2 separate regions of the Homo sapiens genome follow, and region 2 is linked to region 1. Evidence: chromatin loops called from intact Hi-C (ENCODE). Cell type or tissue: mammary epithelial cell. All regions are shown on one strand. Each heading gives the region's core, and the rest is flanking DNA. Links, peaks and the distances in the headings are about the cores only. Region 1 overlaps RPS6KA5 (ribosomal protein S6 kinase A5). Region 2 overlaps RPS6KA5 (ribosomal protein S6 kinase A5).

The links. Hi-C counts contacts between places; a loop is a spot of excess contacts. Peaks named below come from ENCODE experiments on the same cell type or tissue, not always from the same donor. Only the 100,000 strongest peaks of a DNase experiment are listed, where the experiment ranks them.
Region 2: a loop joins it to region 1, with 1.9 times the contacts of the local background. A loop is called at or near these places in 4 of 110 quality-filtered maps.

What each region holds. Positions count from the first base shown.
Region 1 is chr14:90,977,732-90,993,992 of GRCh38, forward strand. It overlaps RPS6KA5 (ribosomal protein S6 kinase A5), which reads right to left. Exons shown (of 17, transcript NM_004755.4): 3 at 575-793. Among named protein-coding and RNA genes, the nearest start is that of RPS6KA5, 75 kb to the right of the region's middle. RefSeq lists an enhancer at 8,268-8,317. In mammary epithelial cell, for the core only: no CTCF peak of the experiment used is centred there; a DNase peak (open chromatin) is centred at 9,060.
Region 2 is chr14:91,030,173-91,046,433 of GRCh38, forward strand. All of the region lies in intron 1 of RPS6KA5 (ribosomal protein S6 kinase A5), which reads right to left. Among named protein-coding and RNA genes, the nearest start is that of RPS6KA5, 22 kb to the right of the region's middle. In mammary epithelial cell, for the core only: no CTCF peak of the experiment used is centred there; a DNase peak (open chromatin) is centred at 8,429.

The DNA.
Region 1 (16,261 bases), core at 5,131-13,130:
CCCCTAACAATTCAAATGTTTCTTAACATTAATAAAGGAAAGGCTGGAAGTGACAGTTCACAGCTGTAATCCCAGCACTTTGGGAGGCCAAGGCGGGCAGATCACTTGAGGTCTGGAGTTCGAGAGCAGGCTGGCCAATATGGCAAAACCCCATCTCTACTTAAAATACAAAAATTAGCTGGGCATGGTGGTGCATGCCTGTAGTCCCAGCTACTCAGGAGGCTGATGAAGGAGAATCACCTGAACCTGGGAGGCGGAGGTTGCAATGAGCTGAGATTGTGCCACTGCACTCCAGCCTGGGTGACAGAGCCAGACTCTGCCTCAAAAAAAGAAAAGAAAAAAAGACTAAGAAAAGAGTGTGGAATAGAAGGAGGTAAATTCTTCCATAATGGCATAATGGGAGGCCTCAAATCCAGAGCAATGCATGATATTCCAGGAGATGCCACCACAAAGAATGAGAATCAAAATATTTCACTTCTTCTAAGTCCATAGTATCTTGCCCTTTAAGTACATTATAACTTAAGACCCAAAGAAAAGTGTTTTCATAAAAAGTCTGATAACAACTGACACTTACCTAAAATGAGATGAAGTTTGGTTTCTGTCTGGAAAGCATAATGTAATGTTACCAAAAATGGCGACTGCCTAATGTGTTCCAGGACTTGTCGTTCTGTCCTTGTATGCTCTGTGGTTTTGGCCTTTTGAACGATTGTTGCCTTTTTCAAAACTTTCATGGCATACAGCTTTCCAGTATCATGGCCACTTATTTTACGAACTAGAAATACTTTTCCATAAGCTGAAAATGAAAAGAAAAAATAAAAAGAATTAAAATGCTACACAGGCAAAATGGTAATTTAGTGCAACTAAATTTATTTAATGCACAAAAAATACACTCTTTAAAGGAAAAAGTACCCTTGGTACCAGTTCAAATAGTTATTTGATAGATTTCTTCAATTTTATACCAAATATATTTCTAGGTCTAACCCTTAATGTTTACATATCTAACCACTGATGACAAAATTATGCTTTTACTCTTTTACTGTTATTCTCTCCGCAATATTTTTAGCTGTAGAAAACTAGCTGTTATTACGGTCAACTAACCACAATCCAATTCTGGAACAACCAGGACATTTTAGACATCAGATAAAACTTCTAGATATATATATATTTATTACTGATGTAGACAAATGAAGGCAGTTCTTAATAAGAATTTCATATATATATAAATCAAATGCCTCAATTATTCCTCTATACTTATAAAAAAAAGCCTAAAGCAACATAAGCTGACATTATATGAACAAAAGAGATCTTCAGACTTAAAACATGAAAAGATCCTAAACTGCATACAATACGACAGAAGCCCTTTTGTATCTCTGGGCAGTAATTTACAGCTTACTAGGTCAACCTTGCCACACTTTTCATAATAAGGACTCTGTTGGGCATGATCCTACGTGTGGTGCCCCTCCTCCAGGTGGAGGAATTGGGGCCATGTGGGCACTGTGCCTGTGGGCAGAGCAGGTCCTCTGCATTTATTTTCTTAGAGAAGTGGGCTAAGGCAGGAAGAAGTGGAAGGAAGAGGGAGGAAGAAGGGAAGACAAAAAAACAAAAACACTTTGGGAATGAAAAGGTGAGTCCCCCACTTCATCCCTACAAGGTGTCAATCCTCTACAGTTAATCTGTTTAAAAAGGCAAATGCTTTCTGGGATGTTTAAGTCCAGTCTCTCTGTTAAATGCTTTAATCAGACCATTATTGAGTTAGTTTGAATTCTGGCCCAGATCAATATTCACACTCTATGGCATTTACCACCTAATTCTATTGTAATCCACCCACTAGAAGAAGGGAGCTTTAAGGGAAGGGCTCTTGTACTCCGTATGTTATTCAGTTCAGTACTCTGGGAACTGGATTAGTACCAACACACAATGTGCAAGAGATCAGTGAAAGACTAATAATCCTGAGAAGGAGCGCCAACATTTATTAAGGACTTGCCGATGCCCGGCTCTGCACTAAACATATCGATTCACTTAATCCTCAAAACAGCCAGTGAAGCTGGTGCTTTTAGCAATTCTACTTCACCCATGAGGAAATGTGTTCAGAATAGTTACAGAACTGGCCCAAAGACTGAGGCAAGAAGCAGCAGAACTGATTCAAATGCAAGGAGTGTGACTCCAGGGACCACACTCTGAACCATAAATGAACAAAAAAGTGATTCCTCACAAGCGCTAGTAATCAGACATTCTGGATCTTAATATAACCAGTACTGTAAACGTACTGAACACATTCCAGGGCACAGAAAAAGTTCACAAAGGTTTGTGTATTAGCTCATCGGAAATCCAATAATTATAGGTTGAGACCTCAGTAAGGCAGAAGTGAATCAACAAGATGAAATGACAACTTTTGGAACCTAACAAATTAGGGTATACAAATAAAAAAATGTTTATCTATTCAGAAGCAACAAAATGAAGCTAGAAAATATTATGCACTACACCTTCCAACAGGGAAAGCCACTATATAAACTCAGGAGAAGGTAAAGTCTTCCACAAGCAGCCCTGAAACTTCTGTGTTCCTTACATACACATGGCACTTACTCTAAATTCTTGTTATCCCAGGTTCCTAACTCCAGAGCACTATGGTTTTTAGAAATTAGGGAATCCATCTATGCTCTCAAAACCAGGAATTCTTTCCACAAGATCACCAAACATGGCTGTTCAGCTTCTTCCTAGTACATCTGTCCGCAACATAGGTGTTGACCATGTGACACACAGGCTGCTGGGTGTTCGAACCTAACATCTGAGTACTTGTCAGGCACTTATGATATAAACTCATTCGATTCTTACAACATTCCTATAAGGAGGTGAGAACTATTATCTCCATTTTATAAATGAAGAAACTGAAGTATAGAAGAGTTGGGTCACTTGTCCTAGATCACACTTGCCATTCAGTCTGACTCCTGGGCCAGTCTTACCTGTGGTCTACCTGCTTCACTTAAGTGAATGACCTCATAGGCAAATAAATAGGGAACCAGAGATTAAATAGAAGTCACAATGCAAGTTAGGTGTTTTAACAGTGAATGGACCCAGTGCTCCCTCTTCCAAGAGGAGGAAGTTTTGCAAAACGGCCCATTTTATTGATGGGAGGCTCTGTTTGAAAATCTTCCTTATATTGCCAGGCGTGGTGGCTCAGGCCTGTAATCCCAGCACTTTGGGAGGCTGAGGCAGGTGGATCACCTGAGGTCAGGAGTTTGAGACCAGCCTGATCAACATGGAGAAACCCTGTCTCTACTGAAAACACAAAATTAGCCGAGCATGGTGGCCTATGCCTGTAATCCCAGCTCCTCGGGAGGCTGAGGCAGGAGAATTGCTTGAACCTGGGAGATGGAGGTTGCAGTGAGCCGAGAGCGTGCCATCGCACTGCAGCCTGGGCAACAAGAGTGAAACTTAGTCTGAAAGAAAATCTTCTTTATATTGACTGGAAGCAGGCCATTTTATAATTTTCATTTGTCCTTCTATATCCTCTGGACTTAAAAAAGAGTATCACTCTTCTTCTATAAGATAATCTTTTAAATATTTAAAAGCACTATCATGTAATCTCCATACTCTTTCCTCCTTAAACCAATCTCAAAGTAAGATGACTCCGAGACCTCTCACCACTAGGAGGTCCCACTGATATGTTGTGTGGGGTTGTAAATATTTTTTTCTTTGATTTCTTTCTGTTACTTTAAAAACTATTGTATTTCACTCAAAATATGCATGAAGTAGCATAGGATGTCAATATATATGATCAAATAATATAAAATCATCCTGATTGCTATGTTACAATCTATATGGTCAAATAATACGCAATCATCCTTGCCATGTGATAACATCAAGAAGTTTCCCAATAATATGAATTAAAGACCACGTACTCTGCCAACGCAATTGTGTTCATCTATCAGACAATGTCAGGGAAAAACTATAATGAAGCTCACAAATATTTTGTTTTTACTTTTATAATTGCCATGATTAACATTTAAGCTACAATGCTTCACCACATGGTAAGTGCCAGTGGATGCTTATTACCAACATTCAAGGAGTGCCTTACGACATTCCAAACAATAAGTATTTCAGATAACGATCTTACTTCTAAGAAGGCTGTGTAACTAAAACATAGTTGCCTCCAAACAGTTTTGTTTTTGAAGCACCCATAAAGCTGTTTATCACATTGCCAAATGGGAAGAAAACACATTCCATACTGGAGAGAACTTAAAGAAGCCACCTTACCTGGTTAAGCTGGTTTATAGCTCAGAGCAGAGAAAGAAAGTAAAGTAGTCCTTCTGTTGAATAATGCTATCTATTCCAGACCACCTTTTTGTTCTCCAATATTTTAAGAGCGGCCATTGAAACTGGAACTGGTGGCAATATTCTTTTCTTTTAGTTTGCAACTGGATGAATGACTGCCTGCAAGTGCAGCCAACTCCTGCCTTTCATTCACTATGTGTGCCCTGACATTATTAGAGTAATCTTATTTTTAAAGTAATTTTAAGAAACTGCAAAGACTACCACAGTGAAAATTCCTTTGGCAAAAAAAAAAAAAAGATAAACAAAATAGGGACTGGGTTCAGTGGCTCATGCCTGTAATGCCAATACTTTGGGGGTCTGAGATAGAAGGATCACTTGAGGCTAGAAGTTTGAGACAGCAGTGAGCCATGATTGCACCACTGCACTACAGCCTGTGTGACAGAGCATGATCCTGTCTCCAAAGGAAGAAAAAAAAGATAAAACAATAGTACTTCCTGCTTGGATGGAGCTGCTTAAAGAAACTACCTTCATGCCTTACTAGGTATGACTCTCTAATTTCTGCATCAACATGCAATGGCATCAAATGCTCAATTAGCAATCCTCACAGAAGTCGTGTCTACCGCTGTTAATCTTATCAACTACATCAGAGCCAAGGTCTTTTCAAGATACTCTGTTAAGAAATATAAGCAAGGGGGCCGGGCGCAGTGGCTCACGCCTCTAATCCCAGCACTTTGGGAGGCCGGAGCGGGCGGATCACCTGAGGTCAGGAATTCGAGATCAGCCTCACCAACATGGTGAAACCCCGTCTCTACTAAAAATACAAAAGTTGGCCAGGCGCGGTGGTTCACGCCTGTAATCCCAGCACTTTGGGAGGCCGAGGCGGGCAGATCATGAGGTCAGGAGATGGAGACCATCCTGGCTAACACAGTGAAACCCCATCTCTACTAAAAATACAAAAAATTAGGCAGGGGTCGTGGTGGGCACCTGTGGTCCCAGCTGCTCGGGAGGCTGACGCAGGAGGATGGCATGAACCCAGGAGGTGGAGCTTGCAGTGAGCCAAGATCGTGCCACTGCACTCCGGCCTGGGCAACAGAGCGAGATTCCATCTCAAAAAAAAAAAAAAATTAGCTGGGCGTGGTGGCGGGTGCCTGGAATCCCAGCTACACAGGAGGCTAAGGCAGGAGAATCGCTTTAACCCAGGAGGCAAAGGTTGCAGTTAGCCAAGGTCGCGCCATTTCACTCCAGCCTGGGGGACAGAGCAGGACTCCATCTCAAAAAAAAAAAAAAAAGAAAGAAAGAAAAAAATATGAGCAAAGTATGGGCACAGTGGCTCATGTTAAAATCTCAGAAATTTGAGAAGCAGAGGCAGGCAAATCACTTGAGCCCAGGAGTTTAAGACAAACCTAGGCAACATAGGGAGACCCCGTCTCTACAAAGAACACAAAAATTATGTGGGTGTGGTGGGGCATGCCTGTGGTCCCAGCTACTTAGGAGGCTTAAGTGGGAGAATTGCTGGAACCCAGGAGGCAGAAGTTGCAGAGAGCTGAGATCGTGCCACTTGCACTCCAGCCTGGGCAACAGGGCAAAACTCTGTCTCAGGGGGAGAAAGAAGAAAGAAGAGAGAGAGAAAGAAAAGGAGAAAGAAAAAGAAAAAGGAAGAAGGAAAGAAAAGGGAAGGGAAGGGGAGGGGAAAGGGGCATCGGGAAAGGGGAATGGGGAAATGAAAAGCAAAAGAGAACATGAAGTTCTAAACACACTTTCTTTCTTTCCTTTCTTTCTTTCTTTCTCTCTCTCTCTCTCTCTCTCTCTCTCTGTCTCTCTCTCTCTCTCTCTCTCTTTCTTTTTTTCTTTCTTTCTTTCTGACCAAGTCTTGCTCTGTCGCCCAGACCGGAGTGCAGTGGCATGATCTTGGCTCACTGCAACCTCTCCCTTTTGGGTTCAAGCGATTCTCCCATCCCAGCCTCCGGATTAGCTGGGACTACAGGTGCCCACGACCACACCCAGCTAATTTTTGTATTTTTAGTAGAGATGGGGGTTTCACCATGTTGGCCAGGCTGGTCTCGAACTCCTGACCTCCGGTGATCCACCCGCCTTGGCTTCCCAAAGTGCTGGGATTACAGGCGTGAGCCACCACACTCGGCCTGAGATCATGAAGTTCACTGGTATTCCAGAGGACTAGTCCTGCAGTGTTTGACTGAACTTGAGGTAGAGGTTCTACTTTTTGAGACTGAGGGAAAGTACATTCTAAGAACAAATGACAGGAAGGATTACTTACTGATTTAGCTTGGCTGATATTTGAGACCAAATGAATGACGTAAATCTTTCAATTCATGGCCCTACAGACACCATTTTGAATGCTGCTGAAAACCTATGTGCTCTTTTAGCTAAACAGCCATTTCAGAAGAGAGAACTGGATCAACTATGTAAATTTTTCCAAAGCTGGATATACATTTCTATAGGTTGGAAGAACACTGCAGACATCTTATGAAGGTCGCTTCTGTTCAAACTGAAATGTGGATTTATAATTCTATTCTACCTGATGTAGACAGCAAAACGTTGACAATCTTTGCTGATAATGATTTCAGTGGCTTGACGATAAGAAATAATATATACTGAACCAAAGGAAGTGTCATAGAAAAATTTCTGGTTCCTTGGAGTAGGTTTCTTTTCAGCTTGCTTTTCCAAATGTGTGGCTCTTATTCCATTTGCCACAATTATTGTGAACCAGGTTTTAAGCACTTATGGCTATAATAAAGAAAAGTTAAAAATGACTGACAGTTTTAAAACAAGAAGACATCCATGCTGCCATGTCAGAAACCACTGCACAATTCCAACTTATTTTTTAAGCCAAGCCAAAGCAGTCTTCTTGAGCATAAACTTATCTTTCATTTTATTTGCAAAATTTGAATTTATTAAACATGTTCATAAGTAGCCTTTAATCTTTTTTTTTTTTTGAGACGGAGTTTTGCTCCTGTTGCCCAGGCTGGAGTGCAATGGCACGATCTTGGCTCACCACAACCTCCACCTTCTGGGTTCAAGCAATTCTCCTACCTCAGCTTCCCAAGTAGCTGGGATTACAACGCATGCGCCACCACGCCCATCTAATTTTTTGTATTTTTAGTAGAAATGGGGTTTTTCCATGTTAGTCAGGCTGGTCTCGAACTACCTACCTCAGGTGATCTGCCCACCTCGGCCTCCCAAAGTGCTGGGATTACAGGTGTGAGCCACTGCGCCCGGCCGCCTTTAATTTTTACATTAAAATGGTATGAGGTTAATTTGTTAGAAAATATTTTTAATTTGTAAAAACAATCAATTTAAAATGTAACATAATTAAATGCATGCAAAATTTTGTGTGTGTACACGTTTACATGCATTATTCTGAAGGGGCAACCACGAGCCAGGAATAAGAGCCATTGTTCAGAGGCCCCTGCTTTACGTCCTTCCTTGTTGTGCTCAACTTGGACATGCTGTTCTCACTAGGACCTGAATGGCTCAACCAAGGTGAGAGCAATGTTTTCTTTCACTCAAACTTTTGTTAATGCAGCTTAAAATTATACCTTGAATAGAATGTTTACTAGCCATGCTGCACTTTGGGTTCATAACAAACTTATTAACTATTGAACTTGAACTACCACTTAAAAAATACAGTAGAAATGCTCTTAAGTGACTTATACTTAGCCAGCTCCTAAGACCAACTTAGTCTTATACTCCCCTTTCCCTCTGAAAACACCCACTGCACACTGACAATCTATGACTAGTTTACATGTGTATTTCTGCACCCATGCAGTTCCATGCCAGTCACTGATACTTGTTGCTTTGCCTATTTCTACTTGTTGTATCTGTTATTCTTATTATGTAAATTCATTAAATATTACATGAACCACTGAAATGTGCATGCCAAAGAGAAAAATGAGGATGAATGCTTTGAAAGGACTAGATAAAAGCAAAACACTTTAAAGAAAGGAACTGCTGAAAAATTAGGTGTGAGTGAAACAACTATAAAAGGCTAGGGGGAGTATTCAGACTACTTAAAATCTGGCTAGTTCTCACTCTAAAGAACCTGAAACTGTTATTTTTAGATGATGGATTCAACCGTGGTTTATGCAAAATAAACTGTTTATTAACCTACATTCAGAGTCCTGTGCTTACATCCAAAGATTCACAAGTGAAGTACTCTTATACATTTTAAGTAAAAAATGTTCAAAAAATATATAATGATTTTTAAATGATTCACACTTGAACCAACTTTTTAAAATTACCTACACATACCAACTGTGTCATACGAGAGAATTTCTACTAACTGAAGAATCATATTAATCACTCCTAAAATTAATCTTTCCAGATTACTGGAATCTTGTGAAATGGTGACTTGGTCATCCACCACACTAGCTATGCCTCCAGGTGTGCTTATTTCAATCTGGTAAACATGATTACCAGAGCATCTTACTAAAAAAAAAAAATACGTTAAAATAAGAATCAAAAGAAGACTAAGATGCATATTCATAAATAATTCTCTATTTATATCTCAAAAGACAAGCTGTTTGCCTAACTAAATAGTGATGTCTTAACTGCTGGAGTTAATGACCACCTGTAGTGGGTGCTGATGGTGTTCTGCCAGGTCCCCTTTACAGGCCGGTGCATCTATTCTCCAGCTGCTGTGAGTGTTGGCTGCTGGAGAAAGGCCTCAGGTAGACAGGGGCCACCACACCTGGAAGGTTACATGCCATCATTCTCTACTCCACCCTCACTCAAGCAGCCTGCAGCCAATGACTAACACAGGTATGAAAGGCCTGCCTCTTTGCTCTTGCTCCAAAACTTCCCATGAGTCCAGGCTGAATCCAGACCACTGCTTAGACCACATGCCTGTTTAGGCTAGTCTCCTGACCACCCTCCTTCCCTCACTCTTGTTCTCCTGAGAGTGCTCCTGCAGTAAATCACATAAATCCAAATCCATGTCCCGGGATCTGCTTCTAGCTAACATGACCTAACATAGTATCAATAATAAATAAAATTGTATTTACACTAGAGAGACAATGTCATTTGACACCTTCATATGGAATCATCTTTTTATTATGGCATAAAACATCACAAACATTTAACCTCTAAGACTTACATAAACATTGTAGGCTTACACTGAAGCATAAGGTATAGTGGGTATACACATACACAAATGCAAAATTATAAATTTTTTGAATGACAATTTTGACAATTTAATGAATACATGCTTTTAAAGGTATTATTTTAATACGGATACTTTCCAAACACTTAAAAGAATAAAATGACAAATGATGACTAAGTCATCATACTTTTTAAAACACTCTTTTAAATGACTCAACCAAAGTATTTTTCCCTCTATCATGTCATCAAAAAGTAGCAATGTCTTTAAGTTGCCTAGTGCAATTTACAGCATCCTCTAGTAACAAATTACCCATGAGAAACAAGTATGTCTCATTTAATAAATGAAATGTGTTACTCTAAATCTGTAGTAAAAAAAAGATTGGAGGGAAAAAAAGCTATCTTATCAGGAATATTCATAGAGTCTGGGACCAATGAGTAAAGAAATATCACAAATTACATTTCAAGATGGCACTGAAGGCTGGGGAAAGCAGCCCAAAGACCGCCTCAACTGGAAAAACAGTATTTCCACAGAGCAAACTTACAAGATCTGCTGTTGATTAGATGACAGCAGCAGCAGCCACAACAACAACAACAACAACAACAACAAAGGATATCCACATAAGGAAAAAGTGAACTTCTTAAAGAGGACACCAGGGACCAAGGTAGACACAAATGGTTACTGCTCATTAGACACTATCATAAGCAAGGCCCTCTGAATTTCTATACTTTGCCAGCACTCACTCCAAGGTTTCATAAACTCACAAATAACTCTGCATTACATGAAGACCAGCTCCATACTATTCCATTTACAAGGTTCTATGTTGTATGGTGTGTGTGTGTGTATAACATATACATACTTAATACTCACTACTCTTATCTCCAGCACCCAGAACAGTGTCTGCCTCTTGGTAAATACAAATGAATGAATGAATCCCAAGACCAACGGGAATGAACTGAAAGGTTTTAAATTGAGAAGCGACATAATCAAATTTGCCCATCAGAAAAATCATTCTGGCTCTAGAATGGAAATAAATGCATCAGCAAGGCCTGAAACCAGGAAGACCTTTGGTGGTTGTTATTTCTCTATTTACTGCAGGACACATTTTAGGCTTTACAAAAAATACTCATTAAGAAATGACATTCACTTATGTATAAAGCTAAGCTGAAAGCTTGGTAATGTATTACATCAGCTCTTTTAGAAGCTGAACTACATTCCCTTTCAGCTTCCCCAATAATAGCTAAAACTGAAAAACAAAATAGCTAAAACTTACATAGCATTTATTATGTGTCAGGCAATCAAAACATTTTATTACTCATATCATGTATATCTTAGGAGAGGAATGTTAACCTATACTACACTAAGATGGTTCAGAATCTAAGATGCTTGAATACATTTGTTTGATACAAATAAGAGGCTGGGCATGGTGGCTCACACCTGTAATCCCAGCACTTTGGGAGGCCGAGGCGGGTGCATCACCTGAGGTCAGGTGAGACCAGCCTGGCCAACTTGGTGAAACGCCGTCTCTACTAAAAATACAAAAATTAGCCAGGCATGGTGGCGGGCGTCTGTAATCCTAGCTACTCAGGAGGCTGAGGCAGGAGCATTGCTTGAATCCGGGAGGCGGAGGTTGCAGTGAGCTGAGATCATGCCACTGCACTCCAGTCTGTGCAACAGAGCAAGACTCCATCTCAAAAAAATAAATAAATAAATAAATAACAAAGAAATATAATCTTTCCATTTGACATGTTATGCTTAAGGTAACATACAAATCAACTTCTTGTAAATGCTAACAAAATTGCAATTAGCAACATCTCATTTATGAGGTATTTTCTCACTTGTTAAATTTTTATTAAAAATATCACTTTAGTTGAAATTACTCCCAGAGATGCTAATAAAGTAAGTGACTATATAAAATAATAAATAAATAATCTCTTCTTATGAGTAAGTCCTAAATAATTTTGTTTTTTCAATTTAGGTTACAGCTTTACAATGGAGTTCCCTGTTCAATAACCATAACCCATGGTTATCTAGTAATTGGCAATTCATATCCATTATCTCATTAAACTTATAACAACATTGTGAGATAGGTATTATTATAATAACTTATGCCAAAGGGACTTGGGCTCACAGAGTTCATATGATTAACTCAAGAAACTCAAGTAAACAACAAGAGTGTCAAGATGCAAACTTGAGTCTTCTACGTCATCCTCGATACTCAAGTACTCTACAACCGTGTGAAAGCACCAAAACCAGAAGAGTGAATCAACTTGGCTGCATCCTTTACTCTTACATGGCAAAATTTTTCTTTTTTCCTTTTTGTCATGGTAAGACAAGACATCAGCTCTTCAAAGTACATGACCATTTATGATAAAAAAAGAAAATTCAGAGAATACTAAAGTCTTTAGCTGAGACCTTCATGCTGCACTTCATTATTAGAATTACTGATAATGCACACCCACAGGTACATTTAAACATTTTCTTCTCCCATACTTGGACAGATATCTCAAAGAAGGCAAAATGGTCAAAAGGAAGGCAGCAGAGAGATTAAAAAAGAAATAAAAATATAATCATTATTCCCCAAAATAACCCAAAATTTCATCATCAAACAAATTCTAAAAGATGAGCCAAAGATATTTCCTGGGCTTTTGGGTATCAATCTGAAGAATAATGCTAAAGACAACAGCATAAATGACATACTTGATAGACTATTATTATACTTCACACAATGCTGGATTATGGGCAGGTAGGGGGACAGGGCAACAGGGTTGGAAAAATATACAGGGATGATCGTAAGAGCTTACAATCCAGAGGAAAGATTGCAGATGTGAAGGAAAATTCAGAGAACAAGTCAGTGCTATGCTCTCTATGGAGGGCTCTCAGTGCAACAATTCAGAGAATAAAGCAATTTGGGCAGGATTTGGACAGGTGGAAAAAAAGATGAGCACTACCAATGGGGGGACAAGATAAGGCAGGGCATCAGAGGGTGGAAAAGTACACATAATTGTAGGCAAGTGAAGGAAAATAAAGTGGACTAGAAAGTAGGCGGACAAATCAACAAGCAAAAAACAAACGATCCCATTAAAAAATGGGCAAAGGATATGAATAGATCCTTCTCAAAAGAAAACATACACATTGCCAACAAGCATATGAAAAAATGTTCAACATCACTAATCATCAGAGAAACGCAAATAAAAACCACAATGAGATACCATCTCACACCAGTCAGAAGGGCTATTATTCAAAAGCCAAAAAATAACAGATACTGGTGAGGTTGTGGAGAAAACAAAATGTTTATACACTGCTAGTGGGAATGTAAATTACATCAGCCACTGTGGAAAGCAGTTGAAATTTTTCAAAGAACTTAAAACAGAAATACCACTCAACCCAGAAATCCCATTACTGGGTATATACACAAAGGAATATAAATCATTCTACCAAAAAGACATATGTACTCATATGTTCATTGCATGTTCACTGCAGCACTATTCAAAATAGCAAAGACATGGAATCAACCTAGACGCCCATCAATGGTGGACTGGATAAAGAAAATATGGTACATGTACACCACAGAATACTATGCAGCCATTTTAAAAAATGAAATCATGTCCTTTGCAGCAACACGGATACAGCTGGAGACCATTTTCCTAAGCAAACTGATGTAGGAAAAGAAAATGATCTCACTTATAAGTGGGAGCTAAATATTGAGTACACATGGAAATAAAAATGGAAAGAATAGATACTAGGGCCTACTTGAGGGGAGAGGGTAGGAGAAGGGTGATGGTTGAAAAACTACATATAGGGTACTATGCTCACTACCTAGGTGACAAAATCATTTTTACACCAAACACCAGCGACAGGCAATTTATTCAGGTAACAAACCTGAACATGTACCCCCAAACCTAAAATAAAAGTTGGGGAAAAAAATAGAAAGTAGGCAGAATATCAGGGTAAGCTGGGCGAAAAAAGACAGGGGAAACTGAAAGCAAGGCAAGAATTTGGGCTTGAATAGTTAAATGGGAAAAAATGCAGTATATGTTCTTAAATAGAAAAACTGCACGAAAATGTTGTATTTTAGCAAGACTGTATATTACGTATAACAGCATATGATATTAAAATGCACAAATGGAAGAGAGCCTACAGAAAGGCAGACAGGTTAAGACACCCCTTGAAAGAATCCATGCATAAGGTAAAATGAGTGATGGCACTTTCCGTTCTTAGGCCCAGAAAAGGTAAATCCAAGGATCACTTTAAGGGGAAAATTATAGGACTTTGTGAGAAAATAGAAGTAAAGAGGCTGGGCTGGGCGCAGCAGCTGATACCTGTAATCCCAACACTTTGGAAGGCCGAGGCAGGTGGGTCACTTGAGGTCAGGAGTTTGAGACCAGCCTGGCTAACATGGTGAAACCCTGTCTCTACTAAAAATACAAAAATTATCCGGGCATGGTGGTGCACATTTGTAATCCCAGTTACTCGGGAGGCTGAGGCAGGAAAATAGCTTGAACTTGGGAGGCAGAGGTTGCAGTGAGCTGAGATCACACCACTGAACTTCAGCCTGGGTGACAGAGTGAGACTCCATCTCAAAAAAAAAAAAAAAAAAAGAAGAGAGATAAAGAGGTCAAAATAGATAGAGAAGAATCCAAAAAGAATCCAAAATTATTTAAAAGTTTCTAGCTCAGAAAACTGATCAAGGTTAGTGATAGGCCAAAGGAAACCAGATAGTTCAAGAGAAGCAAGTCAATCTGAGTAAAAAAGAGTTTTATGCATATTAGATGTATTTAAGTGTCAAAAAGTAAATCTTTGATATTCAAATATTCCACAGTCTTCAAGATATTTGATGAATAGCATTTTTTTCTAGTTTAAATATATAGAAATTAATTCATCAGAAGAGTTTTCAGTTTCATTTCCAAAGAAAACCTTACATGACACATGAAGACATCTGATGAGTCTTTCCTATTATTCTAAGTAGTGCTGAAAAAAATTTATCTTAAAAAGGTAATGAAACTGAAAGATTAGTGGTAAAATTTTTGAATAAAAATTGAGATTTTATTATATTCATTATAAAAGCTTCCACCTACTCCATTTAGTCATCAAAACTGTGATTTTTTAAAGGCAGATATACTTACAATGACATTTCTTAGTTATCCCATCTTCTCATAAGAGACTACACTGTCAGCTGGCAAAAAGGAAAAGCAGTCTCCATGGCTGACAACTGATCCATTATAAAACAGTGCACACACACAAAATGGAAATACAAAGGTAAAACATTACAGGTAAACTGTTTCCTTACCTTTACAGAATTGTCTTCAAGGCCTGTAACCAAACTACTCAGTGCAGATGTATAATAGATAATGAGTCAAAGTATTCAATGTGTTGAAAGAAAATACACACAAGGTTTGACTATATAAATTTGATATTAAAAATTTCACATATATAAAATGGGCTGATAATCTGCCTTCTTTATACTGTCCTAGTGTGTTTTTTGGAATCAAGGTTACACTGGACTCATACAATGAGTTGGAGGAAATAATCCCCCTTTTCCTGTTTTCTGAAAGAGTTTGTGGAAGATCAGAATTATCTATGCCTTGAATGTGTGGCAGAACTCATTCTTAAAACTGTACTGAGTGTCTTCCCAGCAAGAGGATTTTTGCTTACTGACCAATCTCTTTAACAGTTATAGGACTATGTAGGTTTCTCACACCTTTTTTCAATCAGTTTGGTAATTTACACATTTCAAGATTACTGTGCATGTTAAACTTTGAGGAACATTACTTCAGGAAACTAACTCCTGTCACCTCCCAAATTAAATGCTATTTTGTCCAATTTTTCAGTTTTCTTTTTTCAACTCCACAAATGAGACATCGTGACGAGAGCTTTACACAGTCAGTATGCTTTAGACTGTTTGTTCAGTAATTCTTTTTGCATCTCGGAAAATTCTCCAGGGATTATTTTCCTTCTTCCTAAAACTACTTCTTTTAAAATTCTCATAGGGGACCTATTGGTAGAAAACTCACTCAGCTTTTGTATGTTTGAAAATGTTGGCTGGGCGTGGTGGCTCACACCTGTAATCCCAACACTTTGGGAGGCCGAGGTGGGCAGATCATGAGGTCAGGAGTTCGAGATCGGCCTGGCTAATATGGTGAAACCCCATCTCTACTAAAAATACAAAAATTAGCCAGCCATGGTGGCATGAGCCTGTAGTCCCAGCTACTCAGGGGGCTGAGGCAGGAGAATCACTTGAACCCAGGAGGCGGAGGTTACAGTGAGCTAAGATCGTGCCACTGCACTCCAGCCTGGGTGACAGAGCAAGACTCCGTCTCAAAAAAAACAACAAGACAGAGCAAGACTCCGTCTCAAAAAGAACAACAACAACAACAAGTGTCTTTTTGCCACACTTAGGGAAAACAGTTTTGCTGAGTATACAAGTGTAGATTAACAGTTATTTTCTCTGGGCATTTTGAAGATATTATTCCACTTTACATGGCTTCCAGGGTTGCTGTTGTAAAGTCCACTGTTAAACTAATTGTTGTTCCTTTATAAATAAGTCTTTTCTCTTTGACTGCTTTTCAGGTATTTCTCTGTCTCATGTTCATCAGTTTCTCTCTGATGTATCTACATAAGAATTTCTTTATACTTGTATGCAAGTACTTGTATTTGCTCTCTGCAAATTCACGTTTAATCCTGTAAACTCCCAGCTATTATTTCTTTGAACAGTGCCTCTACTCATTCTATAAGCTCCTTCTGAAAGTCTGATTAGAAAAATGTTGTATCTTCTCTATCTATTCTCTATTTTTTTTTTTTTGAGACAACCCAGGCTGGAGTGTAGTGATGTGATCATAACTCACCGTGGCCTTAACCTCCCAGGCTCAGACA
Region 2 (16,261 bases), core at 3,436-11,435, 51 kb after region 1:
CAGGGGAAATGTCTGAAACGGATTTAAGGAGTTTTATTCCCCAAGTCCTCACACTCGTAACACTTAGGATTAATAATTTCCTGGGAGAAGAACCAGATTTGGGGTCACTGGGTATAGAGAGAAGCAAGGATGAGGTAAGAACGGAAAATGCAGAATAATATATAAGTCTACACACGCGCTGTTGGTTTCAGAAAGCAGAGAGCCAGGCTAATGTTCCCCAAGAAGTCCAGAGGATCCTTTTATGGAAAAATGAACAAACTTGGGTAAAAGTTGTTGATATTGACATATGGAGCTCCCGGTGAAAAACTATACCATGTAAGCCTCCAGCCAGCAAGACAGAGTTTCTAACCAGCATTTTGGTGTCTTATTCACATTAACAGTCAAGGATCACCAGACAATTGAGAGAAATCCCTAACATGCAAGACACCAAAATAAACAGAAAAAAAAAAAAAAAAAAAAAAAAAAAAGGAAGTTCAGAAGAAAGAGAGGCAACCCAGGGTACTAGGAAAATAACTTCATAAAAAGTATAATTATCCTTAAGGAGGTATATAGTTCAACCATAAAATAGAAAAAGAGAGCAATTAAGAAGAAATAAAACAAAAAATCAAGCTCTTAGAAAACTTTTAAATCTGTATAGGGGGAGCCTATTAAAGGTCTAGATAATAAAGTTAAAGAAAGAGACCAAATGTAAAGTAAAGATGCAAGGAGATAAACAACAGGAGATTAAAAAAATTTAAAAACACAGAATAATCTTGGAAATCCAGTATCTAAGAGAATTTTAGAAAAAGTGAACAGAAGAACCCAGAGGAGGACTAATTCAAAAAATATCCCCAGAACTAAAGGAGTTTTAATGGGCATACTCAGTGCTTAGCAAATAAATTTTAAAATATAAATGTAAAATTCCAAAATTCCAAACCAGGGATAAAGAGAGGATCCTAAAACCTTCCAGAGATTTTAAAAAATAGGTCACATACAAACCACTGGAAATAAGAATGGTATCAAACTTCTCATCAGCATCATTAGAAGCTAGAAGACAATGGGATAATGCCTTCAAAATCCCAAGTAACAATTCAATCTACAACTTTAAACCAAGCAAACCTGTCACAAATATGAGAACATAATGAAGACATTTTAATATCTGAAAAAGCTTTTCCAAAAAAAAATCTCCTATGCAAGCTTTCTCAGCAATCTACTGGAGGATGCGCCACAGATATAATACTAAAAAAGAGGACAGCCATTGGATCCAGGAAACAGGATTAAGCACATAATTCCCAGGATGATAGTGAAGGAAAATCCCATTATGACAGTTACACAAAGTTGAGAAAGAAACCAATCCAGAATGGAAGAGACGGAACAGAGTTCCACAAAGGACTGTCTTTAAGAAAAAAAGAACTCATGGGTTATCTAACCTATAGAAAATCATAATGAAAAGTATTTTATAAAGCTGTTAAAACATGTAGAAACACTTAGAGACTCAAAGAAAGCTAAGTGAATGAAAAGACTGGGGTAATTTAACTCCAGGAAAAACAACCAAAAAAAACTTATTTAAGGAAGGAAAAAAAACATAAAACACTTGGCCCCACAATGAATATTTATATAGCCATTAAAAACTGAATGTGGATTCAACCAAAATTATAATATAACTTCATTAAGTAGACAGGCAGGGAAATAAAACAGGTCTAAAATTGATGACTCAAGAGTTTTAAAATGCCACTTGAAATTGGTAGAAAATATTAGAAAAGAGTAGAAACTGGGAATAAAATCCCTCTTGTACTATTTGACTAAGTATTTATATGGATCGTTTTAATAAAAATTTTAAAATTAAACAAAGAATATTTATTGAGTACTCTTTGCGGGCGACATTATAGGCAGGTCCACTTAAACACCGTTCTCACCATTCTCAACTACCTTCTCCCCTTGGGAAGCTCAATATCTGATTTCATAGCCTCCCTTGCAGAATGATGACCATGTGATACCATGTGACCAAAAATTCAACATACAGAAAAGTCTAGTAAAGAGGATTTCAAAACCTACATTAGAAACTGTTTTCCTCTTCTCCCATATTCTTTTGTGAATGTGAATAATCAATGAGGGCAAAAGCTAAAACACATTTAAGCCTGCCAGAGCAGAAAGAGTCTAGATTCTTAGGGGCTTGGGCTTCCTGGCTCCAGACTCCCTGTTATGCAAGGATTTTAAAAATCCTTTTTAGTTAAGCCACTGTAGTTGAGTTTTCTTACTTGCAGCTAAACACGCACAGTTACTATGACAGACACTGGGAAACAAAGATGATGAAACAGTTCCTCCCCACAAAGCACACTATCTGCTAGAGTGAACGGAATCAATTAAAAAAAAACTATAATACCTAACTATGCACTACAGCCAAAATGTGGTGCTGCATGAATTCCAAAGAGGCAGGGGCAACACATCTAGTTGGAACATCAGAGATAGCTTCATGCTTGACGGCTATGGGTCCTGAAGAACTGAGTGAGTTTTAACAGGAATATATAGTCCACATCAAAGAAACAACATAAGCAAACATGCACGGGAAAGACAGAACACTTTCAAGAAAAGCAAGACTTCTGAGTTGCCAAAGAACTGCTACACAGAATTCATAGAAAAAAAAAAAGAAAAACATACAACAGAAAAATAGGAAAAAGACATAAGCACTTCACAAAAGAAATCTAAACAGCCAATAAACATATGAAAAATGGTCAACCTTGGCTGGGCGAGGTGGCTCACACCTGTAATCCCAGTACTTTGGGAGGCTGAGGTGGGCAGATCGAGGTCAGGAGATCGAGACCAGGAGATTGAGACCATCCTGGCTAATACGGTGAAACTCCGTCTCTACTAAAAATACAAAAACAATTAGCTGGACGTGGTGGTGGGCATCTGTAGACCCAGCTACTCGGGAGGCTGAGGCAGGAGAATGGCATGAACCTGGGAGGTGGAGCTTGCAGTGAGCCGACATTGGGGCGCCACTGCACTCCAGCCTGGCAGACAGAGTGAGACTCTGTCTCAAAAAAAAAAAAGAAAAAAGAAAAATGTTCAACCTCACTAATAATAAGGAAAATGTAAATTTAAAATCACAATAAGATGACAGTAAGATTCATCCCTATCAGATTGGAAAAGATTTTTTTTAACGTGACAATAGAAACTGTTGGGCCGGGCACTGTGGCTCACACCTGGCTCAGGCCGAGGTGGGCAGATCACTTGAGGTCAGGAGTTCAAGACCAGCCTGGCCAACATGGCAAAACCCTGCCTCTACTAAAAATACAAAAAATTAGCTGGGTGTGGTGGTGCATGCCTGTAATCCCAGCTACTCGGGAGGCTGAGGCAGGAGAATCACTTGAAACCGGGAGGCAGAGTTTGCAATGAGCCGAGATCACGCCACTGCACTCCAGCCTGGGCAACAGAGCAAGACTCTGTCTCAAAAATAAAATAAAAATAAAAACTGTTGGACAGAATGAAGAACAACCAGATTACTTACACAGTACTGTTAAGAGTATAAATTAATAAAACTATTTTGAGATAAAATCAGAATTATCTAGTACAGGTGAAGATGTGTATACCTCCATGACCACTAGAGTATTTAACTTGTAGGCATGTATCTGAGAGAAACTCTTATACATTTGTACCAGGAGAGATGAAACAAAAAACGTTTACAGCAATATTGTTTTTAATAGGGAAAAAGAAAACTCAAATGTTCATTGACAGTAAAGTAGATAAATTATAGTCTTCATACACATAAGTTTAAATCTATGAAAATGAATACAATACACCTAACACACAACAATGTAGATAAATCCAAGAACATAAGGCTATGCTGTATGCAGCATAAAGAATTCTTTTTAGGCCAGGCGCAGTGGTTCATGCCTGTATTCTCAACACTTTTGAGAGGCTGAGGCAGGCAAATCACCTGAGCCACAGCATTAGAGACCAGCCTGGGCAACACAGCAAAACCCTTACATAAAAATACAAAAAAATTTGCTGGGCATGGTGATATACACCTGTAGTCCCAGCTACTTGGGAGGCTGAGGCAAGAGAATAGCTTGAACCCGGGAGGCAGAGGTTGCAGTGAGCCAGGATCACACCATTGCACTCCAGCCTGGGAGACAGAAGTAAAAACCCTGTCTCAAAAAAAAAAAAAAAAGATAAATTTGATCCCAAAATATTCATATTATTCATAGCTGTCTGAGGTGATGAGAGGTGAAGCCAGCTGGACTTCCTGGGTCGAGTGGGGTCTAGCTAGAGGATTATAAACGCACCAATCAGTGCTCTGTGTCTAGCTAAAGGACTGTAAATGCACCAATCAACACTCTGTAAAAACGCACCAATCAGCGCTCTGTGTCTAGCTAAAGGATTGTAAACGCACCAATCAGCACTCTGTAAAATGGACCAATCGGTACTCTGTAAAATGGACCAATCAGCATGACATGGGCAGCAACAAATAAGGGAATAAAAGCCAGCCACCCCAGCCAGCAGCAGCAACCTGCTCGGGTCCCCTTTCACGCTGTGGAAGCCTTGTTCTTTCACTCTTCACAATAAATCTTGCTGCGGTGCACTCTTTGGGTATGCACCACCTTTAAGAGGTGTAACACTCACCACGAGGTGCATGGCTTCATTCTTGAAGTCAGCGAGACCAAGAACCCACCAGCAGGAATAAATTTCGGACACAGTGACATTCATTAAGTGTTCCTCTATTCTGCTTTAAGTCAATCCATTTAGTGGGCACATAGTATGTACCACAAAAAAGAAAAAAAAAACAGTTTGCTGGTTTAGAGGTGTTCACAATTTGATGGGGGGAGGGGAGACAAATATATAATTACAATGCAATATAACAAATGTAATTAGGGAGAGGTAAGGTAGTTAGAACACAAGGAAACAGAATATCTGAGCATGGAAACTGGAAAGCTATATGGAAAGACTTCAAAGGAAAGATGATAATTTGAGCTAAGCCTTTAAAAGTACACAGAAACTTCTGGATGTGGGCATCAATGAAGTCTGCCTGATTTCACATCTCCCCACTCACCCTTAAAAAAAAAAAAAGACCATAAAACCAACAAGTAAAACTGCATATGAACCACGCTGTACTAGTACTAGGAGACAGAGTATTACAACCTTCAAATTACCTGTCATAGAAAAATAGACCAAATTCCAACAGAGCTGCTGCTACAGCAAGACTAAGGAAGGGAGGCTTATGGGACACTAAAAATGAGTAGGGGGGCATGGACTTAGACAAAGCAAGACAAAATCATCCCCCAGAAAGAGTCCAGCCATAAAAGCCAAAATATTATACATAAGTCAGGACGTGGGTGCTTTAAAGCACCAGCCAGGAAACAGGTGTGATGGTTAGCCTTGGAGAAGCACAGCTTGTGAGGGCAAACCAGATAGAAGGGTAGGTACATTTGGAAACACTGCAGTAAAGGGAAAGAAAGAAACAAGAGGAAAAACAGAAAGGATCCAACAGAAATGAAGGAGAAACAAGATATACCAAACCCATCTCCTCCCCCAACATCATCTATAAAAGCTACTGCACAGGAGGGGGCTATGGAATGTTTTAAGTAGAAAATGAAGAGATATACCCAAAAAAGCCAAACAGAGACACAGAAAACTGTTTAAAAAGAAAATCAGAAGATGCTAATCAAAGCATTTCAGCTGATGAAACCCTCACCTTCAAAAAAAAAAAAAAAAAAAAAAAAAAAAAAAAAACCCCAAAGCTGAAGAATATGGTAATACAACACTCCAAACTGAATTAGGTATCTTCAAGCAAGCACTTAGGGTATGAAAAAAAAAAAATCCTGAAGCAGAAATACAAAAACTAAGAACAGAAATGAGCAAACAAACAAAAAAGAAAGAAACGAAATGAGTTGACAGGACTCAAAAAAGAAACAGAAAAGAGTACACAGACATTTTCAAAATAGACTGTGGGGGGTGCAACTCCCCACAGTGAAGCACAGGAAAAGGAAAAGAATTTATTGACAAATGGATGGGCATGTGCATGGCCCAACTTGTATACTGGTGAACTATAACCAACCTGTATGGACAGTTAAGAAGCTCCAGACCACTGAGGACTTGGAAAGACAAGCTAACTAAGGCCTACTGATTTCATCTTCAAAGGTCGGAAGACAGTATAATGAAGGAAGAAGAGAGTATGTTTTGATTCAGTTGAACTCAGTTTAGAACTAAACTCTACCATTTACTAAAGCTGTGCTGATCAAGTATTTTTACCACTCTAAGTCCTTTATTTGTAACAGGATGGATGGATGGGTGGGTGGGTGGATGAATAGGCAGATTAGCTAGGAAGGCAGGTAGACAAACAGATCCATGCACACAAATAACAAATGTACTTGTATGAGCCTGGGTTCTTCCCCAAAGCAGCACATCAGAAAAGGACATTTACATGCAGATAATTTAGCTGGAAGGTGAAGTAAAGGACCAAGGAACATGAAACTGGAAAGGAGCATATGCCAATAAAAAGCTACCTTTATCGAGGTCACTGCTGTGGGTAACTGGAGCTCAATTTTGCCAGGATTCCCTAAGGAACCATTAGAGTGCTCTCAGAATTGTCAATTGTCTGTGCAAGGACAAGGAAAAGAATTTCTCTACTGGCTCCTGCCCCCTCTAGTTCAGGGTTGCCCAAGGGGAGCATTAACTTCCTAGCACTTCCAGGCTGCACATGCCTGTATGCTCTCTCACCTGTACCTTCTGCTGGGTGGACAGTGGAGACGCCTTGGAGCAGAAAGGAAAAGATGCACAGTGAGCATGCTCAAGACAAGACACTGTTGGGATAACATGAGTCAAAGCTTGCATGAGGGAGTTTGAAGATGACGTCAAATGGTGCTTAAGAGAGAGCTAACAGAATACAGCTTGAATCCCCTCCTGCCTTTGGTCACTGAGTCTTCAAGGAGAAACTACTACCTAATGGGGACAGGAAAGAACTTATCTTGAACTCAAGGGATATAGTGGAATGTTTTTTATTGCTTCCATGCCTGCTGAATAATTCTAAACAGGCACTGGAAGCAACCACAGCCCAACAACAGCAAGGCAAGAGAAGATCCCCCAGAGATGAAGGTCTGAATCATACAAGTCAACTAACATCCTAGTTGGCTGTCATCTTTCTTGCCCCATGACCTATCCTAGTCACTGCCCCAAATCTCTGTGGATAAAGACACCCTGAATGCCACTGTGGCCCATTATGGTAATTACATCCACCCTAGCCCTAATGGTATCACCATCTGGCCTATGCCATTCCAAAATCCTATCATTGCTATGGATACTAGGGAACATAGCTCCATGGAAGCATCTCCTATCAACTCCAGCCTGTGTCCCCTCACCAGTGCATTCTTAATTACCTTGGTGAATGAAGTGTTTTCTTTGGACCTTCCTAAGAAGTATGGTCAGATAGTGTGTTCTCCAGTCTCATATAGTAAATCCATTCTAAAACTCTCTCTTCTCTGTGAGTTCTGATCTCAATATACTCTGCCAAAGAAGTTCTTGCATATTTATCTAATGTACTATAGGTCATACTCATGTCCAAGCTTCAAGAAACCATCCCACCAGTGTATCCTAGGACCAAGTTATTAGGATGTCAAATCCTGAGTTACGAATAGCGTTCCCATGTTAATAAATTCTCCCTTATTCATCCTTATTATTCCGCCAGCCCACTCCAGGCAAGACCTGCAAGATCCACCTCCCTAAATGTTCCTTCTGTTCCTACTGGTACATATTAGCCAGGTCCTGGGATTACGTGCTTGAGTATTTACTCCCAGAATAAGAAAAACATCCCTGATTAGGCTATGCTGAGATTGTGTCTAGCTATTGTTCTGGAGGAAATAGGGGTGAGAGATGGGACAGAGCTTAAGGAGAACAAGTATCACCTTGTAAGAAATCCATCTCTATGTGATCTCTGCCTGGTTTCCAAACAAGGAAAAGTTATTCTCTCTAACAAGGTGTTGATCCTGCCTATCCAGAGGACTCAGGAAAATTAAGGAGTTCAAGATTCTCAGGTCATCCACTTAGAAGTCTCCTTCTGAGATTTCATCAGGGTCCTACTCTTCCCATGTTAGGGTCAGACTTTGGCCCTGAACACCTGTCAAGGGTGTATGAGAGGTAGGACCACTATGAATTATACAATAAGAGACTTATATAGGAGTTTGGCCTCACACAGGTGTGGGAGTTGGTTAAAGAGTCTGTATAAGACTGCTTCCACATCTGGAGTTGTAAAGGAAAGAGTAATACAAAATAGAAAAAAGTAAGAATAGACTGGAATCCCAAAGACAATCTGGAACCCATGAGGACAAACAAGAGTCCATGTCTGTCTCTCACCACCTTCAGGCTTCCAAACTCAATGATTCAGATAACCTGCAGAAAAGCTGTACACACTGGCCCAGAATTGCCAGAAGCTGATGGCAGTGATGCAACAAGAGCTGAAGGAGCCGCAGACCTGGCTACTGCTCCAAACCAACAATATGACACAGCAGCTTAGCAATCATGTGTGGGAGTTACAACAGTGCCTAGTACCAGCACCAATCTTTAGCCATAAAATATATCCAGCTGCTGCTGCTTCACTTCTGTCTTCCAAATCTCACTCAAAATGTCTCATGGCCAGTGCTAATCTAGAGCCTAGAAGGGAGTTCTGGGAAACATAATTCCAGTTTAGCCCAGTTGACACAGTACAAACCCACCACAGAAGGTATACAGCTCTTTCACCCTTATGATTAAATCTTCAGCCTGATTTTTGGCATAATCTGTCCTATAGTCACAAGCAATGGGGATCTTTCCAAATGCTGCCATAGGCCCTCTTTTCACAGTGTACCCTGCATTGATAACTGGCTGATCTCTTGTCCTCAAGATTTCAAAAGCTAAAAGAGGTCCATTAACTCCAAATCCTTATTGATTTCCACCATCCCCATACCATTCAAGTCCTAGAGCTATCAATTAACCCAACTCTTCACCTTCCATTCAATTCTAGTCCCAATCCCCTGAAGGTAAGAGTCTTATTAACTGTGCTGTGATGCATGCAGGGGGCTATTAGTACCCACTACCACCAGCAATGGGGTCCTTGTTGCAGTCTCACCAGTAAGTCATCCACTCTGAGATCCCAGTGGATATTGTCAATTTCTAGAACCATGGTAGATAATAAATGTCTTAGCCTGGATTCATGAAAGCGATTTGGAAGGTAATCCCAATCAGAAGTGAGGAGGAATTGAGAGTGAAATCGAGAATAAAGAAAAACCAATACAAAAATGCATTACCAACTCAATCTGATCTGGATCTTTTGAGGAACATATGGAATGCCCCTCAGAATTTTCTACTCTCAGATCAATACAAATAAGCATTTATTTTCAGCTCTCATACTCCATTAGTTGAAGGTTGCCCCAGTGGGACATCAAGGTCCTTATGTTTCTGAGATGCACATTTATGCTTCCTGAGCCAGTTCCCACCAGAGAACTAAGCCTTGGAGGAGTCAAAAGCCTGGGACGGAAAGTAAACAATGTGCAGCAATATGTGCTTAAAACCAGGTGCCATCACCTTGAAGTGAGCTGAAGCCCAAACAGAACTGTTTGTCACAGCCCACAGCCACAGCTTGACTCCAGAGTAAGGCAGATAGAAGGATGAGGTTGCGCACCACAGGTGTCAAATACAGTACCCATCACATAGGTGTGCTGTGAAAATTAAGTAAGATAGGCAAAATCTTGGAAGAGGCCTGACACATAAAGCTAAATAAATGATAGCTATTATCATTAGATTAGACACTGAACTTAGACTATGGTAATGGCAATGATGAGCAAGAAACAAATAAAGGAGGTATTAATATTTCAGAGTTATAACTGACACAACTAGGAGAGTAAGTTGGTGGGTGGGGAGAATGTGAGAGAGAGGAAGAAGTCTGGATGTTTCTAACTAGAGTCCTGGCAGAATAGTGAATGGCATGCCACTAAATAAAACATGGGGCCAGGTGAGGTGGCTCACGCCTGTAATCCCAACACTTTGGGAGGCTGAGGCGGGCAGATCACTTGAGGTCGAGAGTTTGAGACCAGCCTAGAACCAATATGGAGAAACCCCATCTTTACTAAAAATACAAAAATTAGTGGGTGTGGTGGCGCATGCCTGTAATCCCAGCTACTTGGGAGGCTGAGGCCGGAGAATCGCTTGAACCCGAGAGGTGGAGGTTCCAGTGAGCCGAGATCATGCCACTGCACTCCAGCCTGGGCAACAAGAGCGAAAGTCCGCCTCTTAAATTAAATTAAATTGAATTAAATTAAAAAATAAAACATGGAAAGCTGGAAGAAAAAGTATTATTAACCTCAGAGTCTAAGGTGCCTGTGGACTATCCAAATGTTTTGTGTTTAGTGGGCTGCTAGAAGTGATAAGAAACTCAAGAAAGGGTCTTGAAAACCTGAAAGAGATGTAGGCTGAAAATAGGGCCTGGATACTAGTTCAAGCAATGATAACATTTGCTTTCCCAGGAAGAATGCATACAGTTACAAGAAAACAGGGCTGACAATGGAGTACCAATATTTAAGGCACAAGCAGAGATAGCAGCTAATGTAAGGAGATGAGGCAGTCACCGATTGAGAAGAACCAGGTAGAAGAGCACAGTTTGTCACTGGGCAAGGGGAGGAAAGTACCAATATCCAAGCACTGAGTGCTCTACAGAAATTAGGTTAGATTCAAACTGAGACATTTCCACCAGATTAGGAACAGGGAGACATTAGTAACTTTAGTGAAAGCAGTTTCAGTGGAGTGCTTGAGATGGAAGCTTGATCTTCCAGCAGATCCAGTGAATGGGGCATAAAGAAGTAGAAACAGCTGGTATCAACTGCTCTTGCAAAAACTAGTGGAAGGAGGGATAATAGAAATAACTAGAGGGCGACAGAGAATTTTTTTTTTCTTTTTTCTTTTTACAAAAAGACTCAAATGTGTTTGTGGGAAGGAGAACCTGAGGATCAGGAAAAGGGGAGAACAACATGGAGTAAAGTCTCTGAGGAAGCAGAAGATTTCAAAAACAGGTGCAAAGCACAATCTGACTCAATCATCCTTATTTAATAGGCTTGGATTCGCTTTCAATATGCCAACTAGGAAATATGTATTTAGTCTCTCATTTACTGGGACAACAACTTTTTTTCATTTCCCTTGTCTTTTTTACTCAACATCACAAAACATAAGCTTCTTAGACTAATTTAGCTTCAGTCAAAAGGTGACAATTGTATGCAGAGAGAAAAAAATCTTTTTCTGCTATTTGAGATTATTTTTTTCTTTTTGTCAGGCGGAAATAAATTATTTATAAAGCAATTTACCAGATAAGCTCTAATTTAGTGGTTGCCCAGTATAGTATTGACAACACATACATAACTCTGAAATCTAAAATCTTTAACTCCTGTCTACAGGGTCCAATTAGCCCAAGTCTAGGGCATACATAAGAACTTAAAAATAAGCTAAATAGCTAGCACATTCAAGTCCTTTTAACTGCCAGGTGCTAAGCTATTCTGAAGCTGTTTAGATTTGTGGTTGGGCCTCAAACCGTGTCTCTGGACAGCATTCTGCTGGAGGCAGAACCAAGTTATATTTAATATCTGTGTACTTTAAAACAATGCTGCCCACTTTGCTCTTATTGTCAGGTCACTTACCTTGAAGACTTACTGTACTTCTGGTGTATAAAACGGCAGTGTTTACATATCCAACCGATTTTGGAATTACATGATTGAGCCAGTATGAAAGCTGAGTCAATAAGAAAACAAATGCTTATAAAGCAGTAACAAACAGGCTTTTTTTTCCCAATACATGTACCAAATAAATTTAACTTAGAAGAACTAAACTAAATATAAAACACTTCAAAAAGGAGAAAGAGAACATTAAGCTTACTAAGAATTCTGGCATGATCCAGAGAACACGTTCAGGGAAATGACCTCTGTGGAAAGTACAGAAGCATTTCAATGGTTATGCCTGAAAACCTCTTTCAGTAAGTTGTTCTATAACATTCTATAAACTTTCATCTTATAGCATATACATTTTGTGTCAACTTTCTGTGTTTTTCCATATCTAAGAATTTTTTTGGCTGGGCACAGTGGCTCACACCTGTTATCCCAGCACTTTGGGAGGCCGAGGTGGGTGGATCACGAGGTCAGGAGTTCAAGACCAGCCTGGCCAGATGCTGAAACCTCTTTTCTACTAAAAATACAAAAAAAAATTAGCTGGGCTTGGTGGCACGCGCCTGTAATCCCAGCTATTCCGGAGGCTGAGGCAGAGAATTTCTTAAACCTGGGAGGCAGAGGTTGCAGTGAGCTGAGATCGCACCACCGCACTCCAGCCTGGGCACAGAGTGAGACTCCATCTCAAAAAAAAGAATTTTTTTGAAGACCAGAATCACAATTTTTAAAAAACAATGATGCTATTTTTCTCTTTTTGGATAAAGAATTGCCTTTTCTTCATAATTTGAGAAGAAAAAGAATCATGCTCGAAACTCAAAACTCCCATATCTTCCTGCCACCAAATCTGCAAATGGACCTGTATCCTCTACCTCTTCCTTCCCATTAAATAATAAAAGCAAGTCTTTTATCGGACCTCCTAACCCCCCAGGTGCACAACATCCCATCCCCCTTCTCAGGACCATGACACCATCGTCTATCCCATCTTGTACAGTTTTAATAGCTATGAAACTGTAGTACTAGGCTAGGTCCAGCCTAGTAATACTTAAGCACGCTCTACCATCACTCATCTTAAAACAAGGACACAACAAATAAACCCTTCCTGAACCCCATATAGCTCTCTGGCTAAGTCCCTCTCTTTAATATCCTCCAGAACCAAGTCTCTCAAAAGTTATCTTCACCTGCATTCACTCCTCAATCCATTCCAATCCGGCTTCTCCCACCAAATCTCCACCAAAATTGTTCTTGATGAGGCCATTAGGTAGTCAGTCAAATTGATCCCCTGCCACCCCCTAAAGCATCTTTTCTCCTTAGCTTCCAAACACCACAACTTTCCTAGGTTTTCTCCTGGTTTTTCTTCTGGCTGTTCCTCCTCTGTATCATTTCTTAGCAACTCTTTTTCTATCGATTCCTTTAATTTTGGGAGTTTTTCAGGACTCAATTCTGAGTCTTCTTCCTCTCCACTCTAAAATCTCTCCTAAGATGATCTAACCTACTACCTTGGCTTTAAATGTCATCTAATGGTCAATGATGCTAGGATTTTAATCTGCAACCCAGACCTCTTTTACAAGCTCCTGACCCATATCCTACTGATCCCACTAAGCACAGTGCTTTAGATGGGCCTTGTGGCCAAACTGCTTCAGTTTCACAACCGATTCTTCTACTTACTTCTTGAGTAACCCTGAACAAGCCGGTGAGCACACTAAGACTCAGTTTTCCTATACGTAGATTGGAAGAAGAATAATAATAATTCTCACTTCACTGGGTTGCTGTTTAGGTTAAATGAGTTGATGAAAGCACCTACTATCTAGCACATTATCTATGATTACTTATACCATAGATGTCCATCAGAATATGTCAAAGGCATCTCAAACTTACTTTGATAGGTACAAAACTGGATCCTATCTTTTCTGCCCACCCCGATACGCATTTCCCCTGGTTCACTATCTTCTGTGACTTCTAAGGAGGAATTCTTAGATGACCCCAATGACCCTAGCCTTTGTATAATCTCCTCCCCTTGAGTGAGTGAATATCACGAAATCACACACTTGTGATAAAGGGATTTTGCAGATGTAATTATGGTCCTAAATCAACTGACCTTACGATAAGAAAATTATCCAAGTAGGCAGGACGCAGTGGCTCACGCCTGTAATACCAGCACTTTTGGCGGCCAAGGAGGGTGGATCACCTGAGGTCAGGAGTTCAAGATCAGCCTGGCCAATATGGTGAAACCCTATCTCTACTAAAAATACAAAAATTAGCTGGGCATGGTGGTGGGCACTTGTAATCCCAGCTACTTGGGAGGCTCAGGCAGGAGAATCGCTTGAACCCAGGAGGTGGAGGCTGCAGTGAGTCGAGATCGCGCCATTGCACTCTGGCCTGGGCAACAAGAGTAAAACGAAAGAGAGAAAGAGATGGGGGAGAGAGGGGGAGAGAGAGAGGGAGAGAGAGAGAAAGAAAGAGAGAGAGAGAGAAAGAGAGAGAAAGAGAGAGAGAGAAAGAGAGAGAGAAAGATAGACAAAGAAAGAAAGAAAGAAAGAAAGAGAAAGAAAGAAGGAAAGAAAGAAAGAAGGAAAGAAAGAAAGAAAGAAAGAAAGAAAGAAAGAAAGAAAGAAAGAAAGAAAGAAAATTACCCAAGTAGGCCTAACCTAATTACATGAGTCCCTTTAAATCCGTACCTAGAGGTCAGACAGAAGGGGGTTTAGAAGTCAGAAAGTTAAAGTATGGAAAGGATTTGACACACTTTTACTGGATTAAAGATTGAAGACCCAGGCTGGGTGCGGTGGCTCACGCCTGTAATTCCAGCACTTTTGGAGGCCGAGGCGGGTGAATCACGAGGTCAGCAGTTCGAACCAGCCTGGCCAACATGGTGAAACCCCGTCTGTACTAAAACTATAAAAATTAGCCAGGTGTGGTGGCAGGCACCTGTAATCCCAGCTACTCGGGAAGCTGAGGCAGGAGAATCGCTTGAACTCAGGAGGCAGAGGTTGCAGTGAGCCGAGACCGCACCATTGCACTCCAGCCTGGGCAACAGAGCGAGACGTGTCAAAAAAAAAAAAAAGAAAAAAAAAGGTGGAAGAGACAAATGAGAAGAATGAAGATAACCCCCAGCTAACAGCCAGCAAGGAAACTGGAACCTTGGGGAACAAATACAGGAACTGAATTCTACCAACAAAAATGAGTTTGGAAGTAGATTTTTACCCACAGCCTCCAGACAAGAACTCAGTCTGGCTAACACAATAATTTAGGTCTCATAAGGATTTATAATCTACTAAACTGAGAGCTAATAAATGGATGCTATTACAAGCCACTACATTTGTGGTAATTTGTTATGCAGCAATAGAAAATAATTACATCATTTCAATAAACAGCATCTTCAAACACACATTTGTTCCAGCCACAAAACCCCATGTCAATACAATACCAAGTTCTGCTGATTCTTTTTTTTTTTTTTTTTTGAGATGGAGTCTTGCTCAGTCACCCAGGCTGGAGTGCAATCAACGGCGTGATCTTGGCTCACTGCAACCTCTGTGTCCCAGGTTCAAGCAATTCTCCCACTCAGCCTCCTGAGTAACTGGGATTACAGGCACCTGCCATCATGCCTGGCTAATTTTTGTATTTTTAGTAGAGATGGGGTTTCGCCGTGTTGGCCAGGCTGGTCTCGAATCTCTGACCTCAGGTGATCTGCCTGCCTTGGCCTCCCAAAGTGCTGGGATTGCAGGCATGAGCCACCGCGCCTGGCCTTTGCTGATTCTTATTTCCTAAGTGAATCTCAAACACATTCACAATTGTTAATCTCAATTGTTACCTATTCTAAACCTTTATATTCCATTTGAATTTCCACAGTAGTTTCCTACCTGGTTTCCCTTCATATAATCTCTATACCCACTCTCCTCACAGAAATAGGAGTCATCTTGTTACAAAGCAAAACTAATCTCATCATTCTTCAACTGGAAATCTTTCAATGGCTTCACATGACACTCAATGTCTAAACTCTAGAAACCCCTGCATGAAATGGCCCTGGCTCCCTTCTCAGCCCCATTTCCTGTGACTCTCCTGCTTGAATGTCACACTCAAGCCAGACACCTTCCTTCCAGTAACTCCAGTGTGCCAAGCCATTTCCCATTGTGTTGGAAGACCATCTGTGTTGCTTCCTTTGATAGAAAGGCTTTGTTTCCCCGCTCTTCACCCCACAACAACCAGGGCCTCAGCTTCAACACGACTGCTTCCCAGAAGCTTGCCATCATCCCTTTTGGGTTCTCTCACAGAACTGTGTATTTCTTAACTGAGTTCATCATAATCGCAATCATAGGGTTAGTTATTTAGTGATTATGTATTTAAGGTCTCTCTCTTAGGTATTATACAATAAGCGTGGCAGCCAGGTCTAATATGCTCCCTACTAAAACCCAGCATCTAGTGCAGTGCCAGACACACAGTAGGAATTCAATAAACCCTTATGGGTGAATAAAACTGGCTGTTTTGCCCAACTTATACAAGACAAAATTAGGTCAAAGTTATGAGTTTGATTTGCATATGGCCCCATTATGTTTGTTCTATTTTAGCCCTAATTATGATGCTTCAATACACACAAGTAACATTAGTATAAAGGTAAA